Linked DNA regions of Homo sapiens: region 1 is linked to region 2. A link is a contact called in ENCODE Hi-C or POLR2A ChIA-PET data. All regions are on one chromosome and are shown on one strand. Each heading gives the region's core, a stretch centred on a gene start or an enhancer-like site at or near the end of the contact. The rest is flanking DNA. Distances are from core to core; before and after follow the strand shown.

Region 1 (6,771 bases), core at 479-2,978, 210 kb before region 2:
TCTTATGAAATAAGGGAGCAATAATACCAACCCCACAGGGATATTTTGGAGACCAGGTGAAATAAGGTAGTAGAAATCATGTGTCCACTAGAATGCTAAGCATACGGTAAGTCTTCTGCACATGTTTTCTGGTGGTATGTTGTGTATAAAAGAGGATTACAGGATTATACTTGGTGTGTTATAAGAGAATTTGCAGCTATTAAATAAAAAGCCCTTGGTCTCAGGTGAAGCTAGATTTTGGTGGCCAAAGATACGTCCTAAAATAAGAAAATACTGGAGTTTTGAAAGGAAGCTAGCAACCTTTGAGGACAGAAGCACCTTCGATATCCATGAACATAAGATTTTCCTAAGCCCCCTCCTAGATTTACCAAATCTAAACCTTTGAAGGCAGGGCCTAATAATTGGCATTTAACAAACCCATCGGCCTCACCCCAATTCTTGTCCATGCTAAATTTGAAATCTGCTGGCCTAGAATTTGGTTGCCAGTTGCTAATCCAAGTGCTAACAATAACTGGAACAATTTAATTAAAATCCCACAACTCTGAACACATTAAAGAATTCTTTACTAATGTATTCTAACCCAATTCCAGGGGACAAGGAAAATACTTTTCTCTCATTCGACAGTTTCTGTGTTCTCACCCGCAGTGCCAACAGAGAAAACACAATCTACTTCACTTCTCCTCATCTGTCGAAATGGCAAAGACGTTTACCACCTCGAAGGAGTGCGAGTTTCCATTTACTGGTGTTAATAAAGTCTTCTGAGTGTTCTCATAAATCAACTATAAGTTGGCATTATTCATAGCACCCTGTTGGAGCTTAATACATATTCAATTAAAAAACAATGACAACAATACAGCAATATCCACAAATTAGCATTAATTATAGCAATGCATTATTCTCACCCTACTGCTACAATTTTGTCTAGGCAGAGCTGTTTATGTCTGGAGACTGTATAGTCCCTTTCATTAACAAAGGGCAATATTTGCTCATTGGTATCAACATTTCCTCTAGTAACATTCACATCACACCTGCTTCAAAGTCCTCATTTTTTTCCAAAGGATTCTTCCATTTGCCACATACTAGGACAGGAAGGATATGTATTCTCCCTGAAGAAAGTCACAATCCTGCCAAGCATCCTGGACTCTTCTCTTTCCCATAAGCCCCCTCTTTCCAAATTGCTTTTGATTCTTGTTCCCCTTCTCCATGGTCATGGCCACCACCTTGGTTAAGGTCCTTGTCTGCCTCAATGGACCCCTGAAGGTGACTCCAAGACACTCTGTCATCACCATTTCTGATCACTTGAGTACCACTATGTTATAGCAATCCATCTAAATACAGATCAAATCATTTTATTTACTAGCATAAAAGGCTCTTTATCGTGTCCTAATGATATAGCCTTAGATTGGAAAAATCTCCCAAATGCCATCACAACTATTAAAGAAAAATTATTTATTTGAATTGGGGGAGTAGCTATAAAGCAGTCAGGGAAACTTTTACCAAGGACAGAAACTGAAGCAAAAGGAACAGCTTAAGCAAAAAGCTGCAAAGCTATGTGTCTCTTTATCTTAGTTCAGGTTTCAGCCTTTTCCAGGGGGCAACGATCTGGTAGTTGGCCAAGTTCCCCACTAAATATGAAAGAACATCACCATTCCCTTCCCTGCCTTCCCCACCTCCGCCACCCATCCGCGCTTCTCTGGGGCACCACAGCTTATCTTGCTATACAAGGTTTTGCTGACTCTGGTCTCCTGTTCTGCATGAGCCTTTCACATGCATAGTTGAGGTTGAGGAATCTGTGCCTAGTGGGTTTGAGGTTTCATCAAGAGAAAAACGGGAAACTTATGTGATTTCACTGAGTAACTATTTTCACTACAAAAAAAAAAAATTCCCATATTTATTTTTTCCCCCTTTCGAAATGGCACTAAGGAAACACATGCCAGACTGCCATGAACAGAGGCTGTACTTTCCAAACAGTAGCAAGGACTAAAAATAGAAAAGCTTGATTTGCTCAAGATGTATATAACTTCCTCTCCCATTTCCTCTCCCCACCACCCTGAGTCAGTATACAGAAGCAGTGCACAATGAACCCTTTGCATGCTTACAACAACCCCAAAAGCATCAAAAGGGTGATAAGTATACAGACTTCATAGTCCTTTCCCAGAGAATTCCTATTGCACAGTCGAAGAAAGAATAGATCAATCAAGCCACAAATATCAATCAAGTAGCTATTCTATCTTCTCGCAATAAAATAAAGGTTATGGGCCGGGCGTGGTGGCTCATGCCTGTAATCCCAGCACTTTGGGAGGCCGAGGTAGGTGGACCACGAGGCCAGGAGATCAAGACCATCCTGACTAACACAGTGAAACCCCGTCTCTACTAAAAATACAAAAAATTAGCCAGGTGTGGTGGTGGGCGCCTGTAGTCCCAGCTACTTGGGAGGCTGAGGCAGGAGAATGGCGTGAACCCGGGAGGCGGAGCTTGCAGTGAGCCGAGATTGCGCCACTGCACTCCAGCCTGGGCAACAGAGCAAGACTCCATCTCAAAAAAAATAAAATGAAATGAAAATAAAGGTTATGGGTGATACAGAAATATGGGTTGTGATCCTGCCTTCAGGCAATTGCTAAAATAAATGAACAAGAAGGTAATGGAAAGAGCAGAGGCCTGGGAGTCCAGAAATCTCTAGTTGTGGTTAGGACCAGCTCTCCTAGTAACTGTGTCACCATGAACAGTTCACTTAAGAAATTTAGGCTCCAGTTTCCTCATCACAAGAAAGGGCAGAGGGGTTAGGACCATGTCAAATCTGGTGCTCTACGATTTGTGATTTTAAATAATTTCTACAAGTCTCCCATGTTATTTTATGATTCTGGCTTATAAAATAAAGTTTGGTGGCAAGATTAATGTACATGCAATGATTACATTACCCCACAAAAGGGTATATATTAAGTGGCAGAAAAAATCAAACAGCATTAATAAATCTATTTATTAACTGACTCATAGTAGCCTTTACTCTGAACCAGCAGTTGTTGGATACTCTACATTATCTTAATTAGTCCTCAAAATAACCTTCTAAAAATTGTTATTAATATCCTCATTTTTGCATGTAAAGATGGGAAATGCAGTGATAAGCAACAGAGCAGGGTTTCTTAGCCCTAAACCCTGGGCTCATGCCACCACATCACATGACTCAATCAAAAGACTGAGGATGCAGAGAAGAGAGAGATCAAGATGATCCAGTTGTCAGACACGTATGAGTAAAATAGTAGAGTTAGGCTTCTAAAAATGAGGATATGAGGGTTCATCAGGTATTGAGAAAGACACAAGAAAAATTGGCTTGGCATATGAAGCTGACAATGACGATATGAGCTTCAAAAGAGCAAGGACTGTATAAAAAGGACAGTGGGAGATACAGTGTGCTACATAGGATGAGGTAGGTCATAGAGTACTCTGAAAAATAAACCAAGAGGAGAAATTTAATGTGGAAAAGCCAAAGGAAGAAAATAATATTTTTTAAACCACTAAGTGGTTACAGATATGCAGTTGGAATGTGAAAAAGATAGAATGAAGGCAATGAGTAGGTTGTAACCCAGAAGATATGAACTAGGATGATGGGCAAGAAAATAAAGAGATTGAAATAATCCTGTAAGCCTTGGTGATAGATATACAAAGAAAGCAAGATATATCATCAATGAACACGATTTAGTTGGCAAGACTAGAAAATATAATGGTATGTCTAACAGAATGTAAGCCTTTGAGTAAGATGATGAGTAGAATTAGGGATACATTGAAAGTGAAAAGGCAGGTGTTATCTATGAAAAGATCTCATGGATAAATGAAACAAAACTTGTCAAAGGAAAACACAGTACCAAGTCACAAGCAGTTCAAATAATTAGATAAAGAAAGATCAAAGTTGATCTTATTAGAGTAGTGACATCTACTGAGAGAAAACGGAAGGTCAAAGTGAGAACTCTGAGTGGGAACCTAAATTTAGAGACAGGGAGAAAGGAGGAGGGGGTGGTAAAGAAGGGAGAAAAGGAATAGTTGCAGGCATGGCAGAGGAATTAAGGAAGTTAGTTCTGCTTAGTAAAAATCGAAGGAAGTGAAAGGGATTCTGAGAATATGGCAAAGCAGGAGGCACCACAAATCTGTCTTTCCACCTAGACAACGATTGCACTGCCACCATCTATATCAACAACTTATTTTGGAAGTCCAGAGTCTATTAAAGGAGTCTACTTTCTGGAGGGAAGCTTTAGATGGTAAGTTGTGGTTAATTTAGGTAAAGTTTACATCTCAGCACAATAGCAACTACCTATACCCCACCTCTTAGATCCTTGGCAGGCATCTGTGCACATGTACTTGAAGCAGCTTGCATACAGCTTACATGATCCAAGCTGGGCAAAAAGGACCTGTCTTCCATATATCAAGGATCTGTGGACTGAACATTAATTGCTGCTTTTAATCACACACATAAAGAAAAAGGGGCAACTATCATTAGTGTTGCCCCTCTCACTCCAGCTGAAGTGACTTCCATGGGACTCAAAAGGCCAGTCCTTTTTTTTTTTTTCTTCCTTTATTTTTTACTTTTTCTCATTTTGGGAGACAGACCTTGATAACCAGGGCATTTGAAAACAACAGAGGAAATGAGAAAGTCATGGCACATAACCAGGGAAACATGCAGGCTCAGAAAATACTTAAGACCACAAGTTAACAAAAAAAGCTAATACTTAGCACAGAGACTGGCAACAATAACCCCACAAAATACAAACGGTAACAGTAAACCTTGGGGAAGAGAAAAGGTCTGATTTCCAGGGCTCTACATTATTAGTTTCAAATATGCAATTTTCAACAACAACAAAAAATCAAAAGACATACAAAGAAACAGGATAGCACGGTCTATTCAAAACAAAAATATAAACCAACAGAAACTGTCTCTAAAAAAGACCTGATGGGGGATCTACCTGACGAAGACTTTAAAACTACTGTCTTAAACATGCTGAAAGAACTAAAGGAAGCAAGGAGAAAGTTAAGAAAACAATGCATGAATAAAATGGGAATATCAATACAGAAAAAGAAAAAAAAGCAATTGTGGAAATGAAAATTACAATAACTGAAATAAAAAATTCACTAGAGGAACTCAAAGACAGATTTAACAGCAAAAGAAAGAATCAGAAAACTTGAAGAGAGGTCAAAGTAAATTAATTAGTCTAAGAATCAGAAAGAAAAAAGATTGAAGACAGGTGAACTGAGCCTAAGAGACCTGTGGGACACAATCAACTATACCAAAGTATGCAGCATGGAATTCCCAGAAGTATGAGACAGAGAGAAAAGGCAGGGACAATACTTGAAGAAATAATCACCAAAAACTCCCCCAAATTTGATCAAAGCCAAGAGTATAAACATCCAAGAAGCTCAAAAAAGTACAAGTAAGATGAACTCAAACAGACAAATAGTGAGGCACCTTCTAATTAAACTGTCAAAAGACAAAGACAACCGGAGAATTTTGAAAGTTGCAAGAGAGGTGACTCATCACATACAAGGGATCCTCAATAAAATTATCCGGTTTTCTTAGCAGCAGCCTTAGATGCCAGAAAACAGAGGGCCAATATATTCAAAGTGCTAAAAGGAAAAAAAATTATCAACCACGAATCCTACATCTGGCAAAATTTTATTTTAAAAGTGAGAAAGAAAATCAAAATGCCAGTCATGAAAAAAAAAAAAAGAGGTGAGAGAGTTCTTTATTACTGTTAGATTTCTCCTGCAAGAAATGCTAACAGGAAGCCTGCAGGTTGAGAAGAAATGATACTACAGAGTAACTCAAAAATCATACAAAGAAATACAGATGTCAGAAAAGGCAAATAGGCAGACGCTTATAAGAGCTAACATCATTGTAATCATGATGTGTGACTTTACTTTTTGTTTTCTACATGATTTAAGAAACTAATATTTTTTTAAATTACAAATTTAAAATCTCATATTATTGTAATTTGATTGGTAAGCCCAATTTTGTTTTCTACAATTTAAGAAATGAGTGTATTAAATTATTAGCTTATGTTGTTGTGTACACAATGTATAAAGATGTAATTTTGTTACATCAACAACTGAAAAAGGAACAGAATTTTGTATGTTATCTAAGTCAAGCTGGTATGACTTCAAATTAGAGTGTTATAACGTTAGGATGTTAAATGTAACCCCCATTGTAACCATAAAGAAAATAGCTACAGAATATACACAAAAGAAATCAGGTAGGAATTTAAATATTTTACTACAAAAAATCAATTGAATACACAAAAAAAATTATATAGGAAATAAAGGACAAAGAAACTATAAAGCATATAGAAAATAAATATAAATGGTTTTATAATCTTATAAATTTTATAAGGGTTTGACTTACAATTTTTTTACCATATGATGGTGTAAAAGTGATACACATTCATTAAACACGATACTTGAAGCATCTATTCTGTCTTTCACTTTCAGTAGAACATACAATAAAATACATAAGATAATTAAAGCTTTATTATAAAATAAGCTTTATATTAGGTGATTTTTTTCCAACTGTCTGCTAATGCAAGTGTTCTGAGTATGTTTAGAGTAGGTTAGGCTAAACCATGATGTTTGGTATGTTAGGTATATTAAATGCATTTTAAATTTACAATTATTTCAACTTAAGACAGTTTTAGTGGGACATAACCCCATCACAACTTAAGGAGCATCTGTAGGAAAATAAGAAGTAATTCTCTACTTATCAATAATTACTTTAAATGTAAATGAATTAAA
Region 2 (6,381 bases), core at 3,745-6,244:
TTATTTTAATTTTCATCATACTTTTGTGCATTTAACTTTTTAAAAAGAGTCTATGTAACTTTCATAATTGAAAAAGAAATGTCTGTTCTGTTTTAGGGATGATAAAAGTCCCTTTGTTGAGATTACAAATAGGAAGGTATTTTTCTGTTTACAGAGTACTTTCATAGGCATTAACTCATCTGAGCCATTCAACAACTCAGAGAAAGGGGTTTGATGATGATCTCCAGAGACAGACAGCAGAGCGGTGAAGCTCATAACTCGAAATGTGACACAGGCAGACCTGGCTCAAGGCTTCCTGGTGCCCTACTGTCTTCTTTACAATGTCCATCCATTTTTCTCAAGAAAGGAGTTTTGTCTTAGTTTGCTTTCTAAAAGGGTTCCAAAACTGTTTTACTTCCCTCTCATCCCAAGGTCCAACATCCTATTTTTTTAAAAACAAGAACCAAGAATCAAAAAACAGATAGCCCACCCCAGATGCCTCACCTCACAGTGGGACGGGGAGACTATTCAAGAACTTTAAAATTCACTGTTGCTATTTTCGCATATTCATACAGCCAATTATCCTAACGGGACTTGTCCAACCTATTAAGGGGATATCCAGGCACAATTTTAAAAAAAGACACAGTCTGACCTAGAAAGGGAATCAGAGACGAAGATTCAAAAGCTGCTTAAGACGACGTAATGCTGAGGGAGAATTATAGTCAGCATCGAAGAAGCAACACAGCTCAAATGTGCCTGGTCTTGGAATGACTCACCGGTATTGCTGTGACGCTTTCCTGTCCCATTGATCAGACAGGTTTTTCCATTAGAATTTACTGACGACGTGCTCCCCAGTAAGTTGGTAAGATCAATTCTGTAGTTTTAAAATAAGGAAGATATGACTGAAATGTTAGAACACAGTCTCCACGCAGCACACACAAAAAAGCCCAGGGAGAGTCCGAGGCTGTGTGAAGGAAAAGTGGCCTCCCTTCTAGCTCAGCCCATGAGCAAGTTCACCCGTCTGTCTGCTCTGGGTTTTTTGATAAAGAGTTAACTGATTCTGATACAATCTGCTGCCTTATTAAGATGTAAGACACATAAGTTAGAGAGAGAGTGTGTGTATATGGGAAAAGTCTGGGCCTGCTTAGGGCCTGGGGCAAGAGTAGAAGCTAGGTCTTCATAAAAAGGCTGAAGCCTATAGAATAAGATGGAGCCTCATGACTGGCCTCATGGGGCTAAGCTTCCCTCTGCTCATGCAAACTTCTAGAACAGAACCCATCCCACACTGGGCAGAATAAATACTCATGATGGGAATGGGCCTGGGGTAGAAAGAAACAGATGGTCAGGACGCTGAGCTTTTGTTCCTTTATAGGATTGTTCAGCTTCCTCTCCAGCTGAGACCACACCCTTTTTGTGACCTTCTCACTCTTTTCATGCCCTGAGTGTGTCTTTTTCATCCTCATACCGATGGATTAAATGTCTTTTCAGAAAGCTTTCACTTTATGCACTGCAGGCCATAAGTAAATTGATACCCGTAAAGTTTGAGAAGGGGTACTCATGAGAAGCGCCTCACGAGAAGTGTGTGCCCTAGTCCAGACCCAAACATTTAGGGAGATGAGCTGAATTCTGGTAAAACCTCCCTAAGTGAGTCTTATCCACAGACTTAGGTGAGAACAATTGCTGTGTGGAGCAATCACCAACAATGGTATTTAAGAGAAGCAAAGGTAAAATAAGCAATGGGGTAGCCAGGCTAGTGCCCCCAGGAGGATCAGTGGCCAGTAGCCTGTGCTCATGGTGGACAAAGGGAGGGGGCCCAGAGAGTGACCAGGATAACAGAACGGCATCCATTCTGGACAAGGAAACAGAAAGCTGTTCCCAAGAAAAGAGAAGTGTGATCTGTCGAGGATTTCCAGAGAAGAGGATCCTATTAGGATCGTATCAGGAGCTCATTGGGCTTGCTACCACAATTGGGAAATTTGGGCAGGATTTGGGTTTGGAGAGATAGGTTTGCAAAGGATGTTCATTTCAGGAAGGCTATCAACCAATCTATACAATATATTCAGTTTATTAACTTGGAAAAAAGATAACAGTAGGTAAAAGTAGATGAGCACATTCTCTGTAAATTACTTTAATTATTGTTGAAACAATGATAGGCTCTGAAGAAACTTCCCATTGGAGAAAATTTGTCATAGGCTCCCAATTCAAAGATACATAATCCATCATGGCTACTACATTTCTATGACATATGTCTTTTGCCAAAATGAAGTAGTGAGCTCAACTAAGTACCTCTACCTGATCCCTTTGAATGTCAAAACCAAGTCCAATTCAGTTGTCTCATCAGTCTCTAGAAACATATCCTTATTGTTTCACTTCAATATGAAATGCTCAATATGAAATTAAGGATTAAGCTGGGTAATGAAACCTAGCCCCAGTGTCCTTTGATAATGACTTTTGTATTAATAGTTTCTTCATATATAAAATGGAAGGGGAAAGAAAAGATTTTAGTTAATAACCAAGATAGCTGTTCAGCTTGAATCACTATATAAACTACTGACTCACATTTTAAAACCTGATAGGCAATCTTTTGTTTTCTTTAAGCAACATATAGTCTCTCATTTGTACCATCAATCTATTCAATTCCTGATTTCCAAGAATCTTTTCTGCTTTATTCACAATTCCAAAAATAGAATTTATCTACTTGATTAGAGCCTCCCATCTATTGTAGTATTACGGAATTTATGTCTTTACCCCTTGGAATTTTTTACCCTACGACATTCTCTAAAACAGTATCTTGGAGGGAAGGAGTCTGAAATTTACAAGCAATGTCCAAAATTTGGCACTGAGGGGTGGTTGTTATTTCCGAAGTGGGGGCTGATTCTTGCACTATGGACCTTGGCAGTGTTACACAAGATTTGTTGACTCAAGGCTGAGTTATCTAAGTGTGTCCTTCAATTGGTGTTGCATAAGTAGATTAACCAGACTGAATTATAGATCGAATGACATCATTCCCTGCTCAGGAAACTGCCCCTGGTTTTTCACTTCCATATTGTGGCCCTGTCCTACCATTCTAGCCTCCCACTTTTTTCCCCTAAAGGAACTATGTTGACATTTGGGAAGAGTGTGGGGCAAGAAGCCTGGCACTGCAGAACGTCTCCTTTCTCCACTGCTTCTTCTCTTTTCTTGTTTGCCTCCCTCCCACTCCCTTGTTCTCAGATGAGGAGGCAGAGAGTTACCCAATTATTGAGTTTGGAGAAGAAACTGGCCATGTGTAACCCAGTCACTTCCTTCCAGTCTTTGTGAGTTACCTGACTGTTAGAGGCAGATCCTCCCTGCTCTTCATGGTTGGGAGCTTTATGCACAGTGTGCCCTAAATGGGAGTTATTGAGTGCAGGAGCTATCTGAGAGGAAGAGGGTAAATTTCATTCATGGGTGCTGCATTAGCAAGCCCAATGAGCTAATGTTCCACAACCTGGACATTATTGCCATCTGCCTCTGTGTGACTCCATTATTTTCAACTGGTTTCAATATAGGTAGGAGAGAATGAGAGAGAGAACAGCAAGTGGAGCTGGGAAAGGACTTGGTGACTAAGGCAGAGGCTAAATTCAGTTTCAATCAGCCTCCTAAATTATCACCTACTGTAACCACACTAAATGTGCACTATCTGATACCTGGATACATCCCTGCCTCTGCTTTTGCTCACACTCTTCAGTCAGCCTAGAACTACCTTCCCAAACCCTTACCTCTTCCTACCCTAACCTCCAGCCTTCTCAGACGGGGCCAACCTCTGGGATTCCTCCATCCCCCGAATCCTCACTTATCTTTTTCAAGCATTTTTGTCTTTATCACTCTGGAGTTACACAGACATTTTTAAGTCAAATCTCTATAAGACTCCAAGCTCCTGAATTGTCAAGGGCCAAGTCTCATTTATCTCCAAATCCTCCTTCTCATCCTTCCCCCAGTGGACCAAGTTAAACATTTAGTGGGAACTTATTATGTGCCGGCATGAAACGAAGAGCATTATATTCACGATCTTGCTTAACCTTTCCTAGGAAATAGGTACAGTCATCAGTCTCTAGATGGAACAGGGTCTGTGCTCAAAGGAATTCATCATTCCAGGCACACCTTGCTGCCTCTGGTGTAGGGAAACTTAAAGACTTGAGGCAGACTGGCAGATGTGGTGAAAGTGAGGCTCAGGAAGGCTATGTGCATTTCAAAACTGACTGTTCTATCTTCACTGCCTTAACCTTCACCTACACTGCCCCTGGGTTTAAGAAAAAAATAATTCTCACTTAAAAACAAAATAAAGGCTGGGCACGGGGCTCATATCTATAATCCAAGCGCTTTGGGAGGCTGAGGCTCACTTCAGCTCAGGAGTTCAACACCAAGCTGGGCGACATAGCAAGACCCCATCTCTACAGAAATTTTGTAGGTGGGCACAGTGGTGCATGCCTGTTGTTCCAGGTTACTCGGGAGGCTGAGGCGGGAGGATTGCTTGAGCCCAAGAGGCTGAGGCTGCAGTGAGCTGTGATCACACCACTGCACTCCAGCCTGGGCTACAGAGTGAGACCCTGTCTCTAAAAAATAAAATAACAAAAAAACAAAAATGGGAAGATGAGGAAAATAAAAGTCCAAATGGTCACTGCTCAACGAAGGGCCTAATTGCTCAATGTGAACAAAACTCTTCATCCCCAATCTTTGCTCTGAAAACAGAGGTCTGGATGACTGTGGTTTTGTCACTAGATGAATAGCGAGCCCTGAGGATTGTTAGAATTACAAGGCCCAGACCAGATCCACTCAAATATAGCTGGAAGCTTTCTAGTAACTCTAACCGTGCATGGGGAATGAGCTGCTCAGAGAAGTGAGTCACTTACTGGAATCTGTGCTGCCTGCATTACTCAGCTGATATTAATACACCCACTTGTTCATTAAAGTTTAATTGGAGTTCATGTGAATTGGTTTCACCGGATACTTAATCAAAGAGAACTGTTTGTGTACGAACCGTTCAAATACAAAGCTAGCAACACAGCTCTCCTTCAGCCTCTACACACGTCCACCGGCTGCTCTTTTAATTCTGTTGACACAATAAGTGAGTCAGAGAAGGTGGGACAATGACCCTGATGGAGGATGGGAAAAGCTGTCTATACTCAAACACAAAACAAGAGTAAATGAAAAAATCCTTTGTGAGAAGCCAGCCACAGTTCTCTAAACCCATCAGCTACAGTCAGACACTGGCCAGGACTCGAACGGCACCTCCTAAGCGGGAGCTTGTTCCTTCTAGTTTCTTTCTGGGGCTCATTATCAAAGCTGCAGGTCTCCTCTATTCCCTGGGCACCTGTTTTCTAGCTGTACATCTTTATTTTTAAAATGGGTGGATAAGAAAATTAACTATCATTCAACATAATCACACATTTCTCTTGTGCTGACAAGCAAACCATGAACACAATCCCTAATGCCTATTTATACAATCAGGACTGTCAGTACCCTGTTATTTCTTATCAGATATCTCATTAATCAACATTTGAGAAAGTATAAATTTTTAAAGCTTCTGAGAAAAAAACGTGCATGAAGTTAGGTGGAAATATACTTGCTTCGGTTTGGTGGCTCTAGTTGTGTTACCACTTTTTCCTTAAGTGTGTTCACCATTGTTAAGCATGCATGACTTATTTACCAAAAACAAATCAATATGAGTTTAAAACTTGGCACTATGCACTATTTTGAATCCCTGAAGCAATCCTCAGAGAATAGATTAAAGGGAAATCCACTTTTTAAAACAGGTTTATTGAGATATAATTTACATACAATTCACCCATTTAAAGTTTACGGTTCTGTTTTTAGTATTTCACAGTGTTGTGCAATCATCACCACCATATAAAGAGCATTTTCAGCATCCCAAAAAGAAACTCACAGTTATTAGCAATCACTACCTATCCTCTACCCCAACCCTGCCGGCAACCACTACTTTCTATCGCTACAGACTCTATAGATTTGCCTATTGTGGGCTTTTCACATAAATGGAATCATATAATATGTGGTCTTTCATAACTGGCTTTTTTTTTTTTTTTTTTTTTTTTTTTGACAGAGTTTGGCTCTGTCACCCAGGCTGGAGGGCAGATCTCGGCTCACTGCAACCTCCACCTCCCGGGTTCAAGCCATTCTCCTGCCTCACCATCCTGAGTAGCTGGGATTACAGGCACACACTACTACGCCCAACTGATTTTTGTATTTTTAGTAGAGACGGGGGTTTCACCATGTTGTCCAGACTGGTCTCGAACTCCTGACCTCAAGTGATTCACCCACCTCGGTCTCCCAAAGTGCTGAGATTACAAGCATGAGCCATGGTGCCCGGCCTTGTAACTGGCTTCTTTCACTTTGCCATAATGTTTTCAAGGTTCATCCATGTTG

Evidence for each region. A loop is a pair of places that touch in the nucleus more often than their neighbours do. ChIA-PET counts read pairs that join two places held with the same protein, here RNA polymerase II (POLR2A). Pooled maps may share reads with other maps.
Region 1: a loop to region 2 is called in a map of endothelial cell of umbilical vein, with 9 times the contacts of the local background. The contact joins two enhancer-like sites. A Hi-C loop is called at or near these places in 1 of 168 maps with a recorded cell type or tissue (endothelial cell of umbilical vein) and 3 of 50 pooled maps. POLR2A ChIA-PET finds 5 or more read pairs at or near these places in 4 of 52 experiments (OCI-LY7, PC-9, activated B cell and 1 more).

What each region holds. Positions count from the first base shown.
Region 1 is chr3:188,502,583-188,509,353 of GRCh38, reverse strand. All of the region lies in intron 5 of LPP (LIM domain containing preferred translocation partner in lipoma), which reads right to left. Among named protein-coding and RNA genes, the nearest start is that of LPP-AS1, 63 kb to the left of the region's middle. Within about 2 kb of position 1,728, at least 5 of the 41 ENCODE cell types and tissues checked have a DNase peak (open chromatin) inside an H3K27ac peak, as active enhancers do.
Region 2 is chr3:188,293,729-188,300,109 of GRCh38, reverse strand. The region is part of intron 2 of LPP (LIM domain containing preferred translocation partner in lipoma); the gene reads right to left. Among named protein-coding and RNA genes, the nearest start is that of FLJ42393, 120 kb to the right of the region's middle. Within about 2 kb of position 4,994, at least 18 of the 41 ENCODE cell types and tissues checked have a DNase peak (open chromatin) inside an H3K27ac peak, as active enhancers do.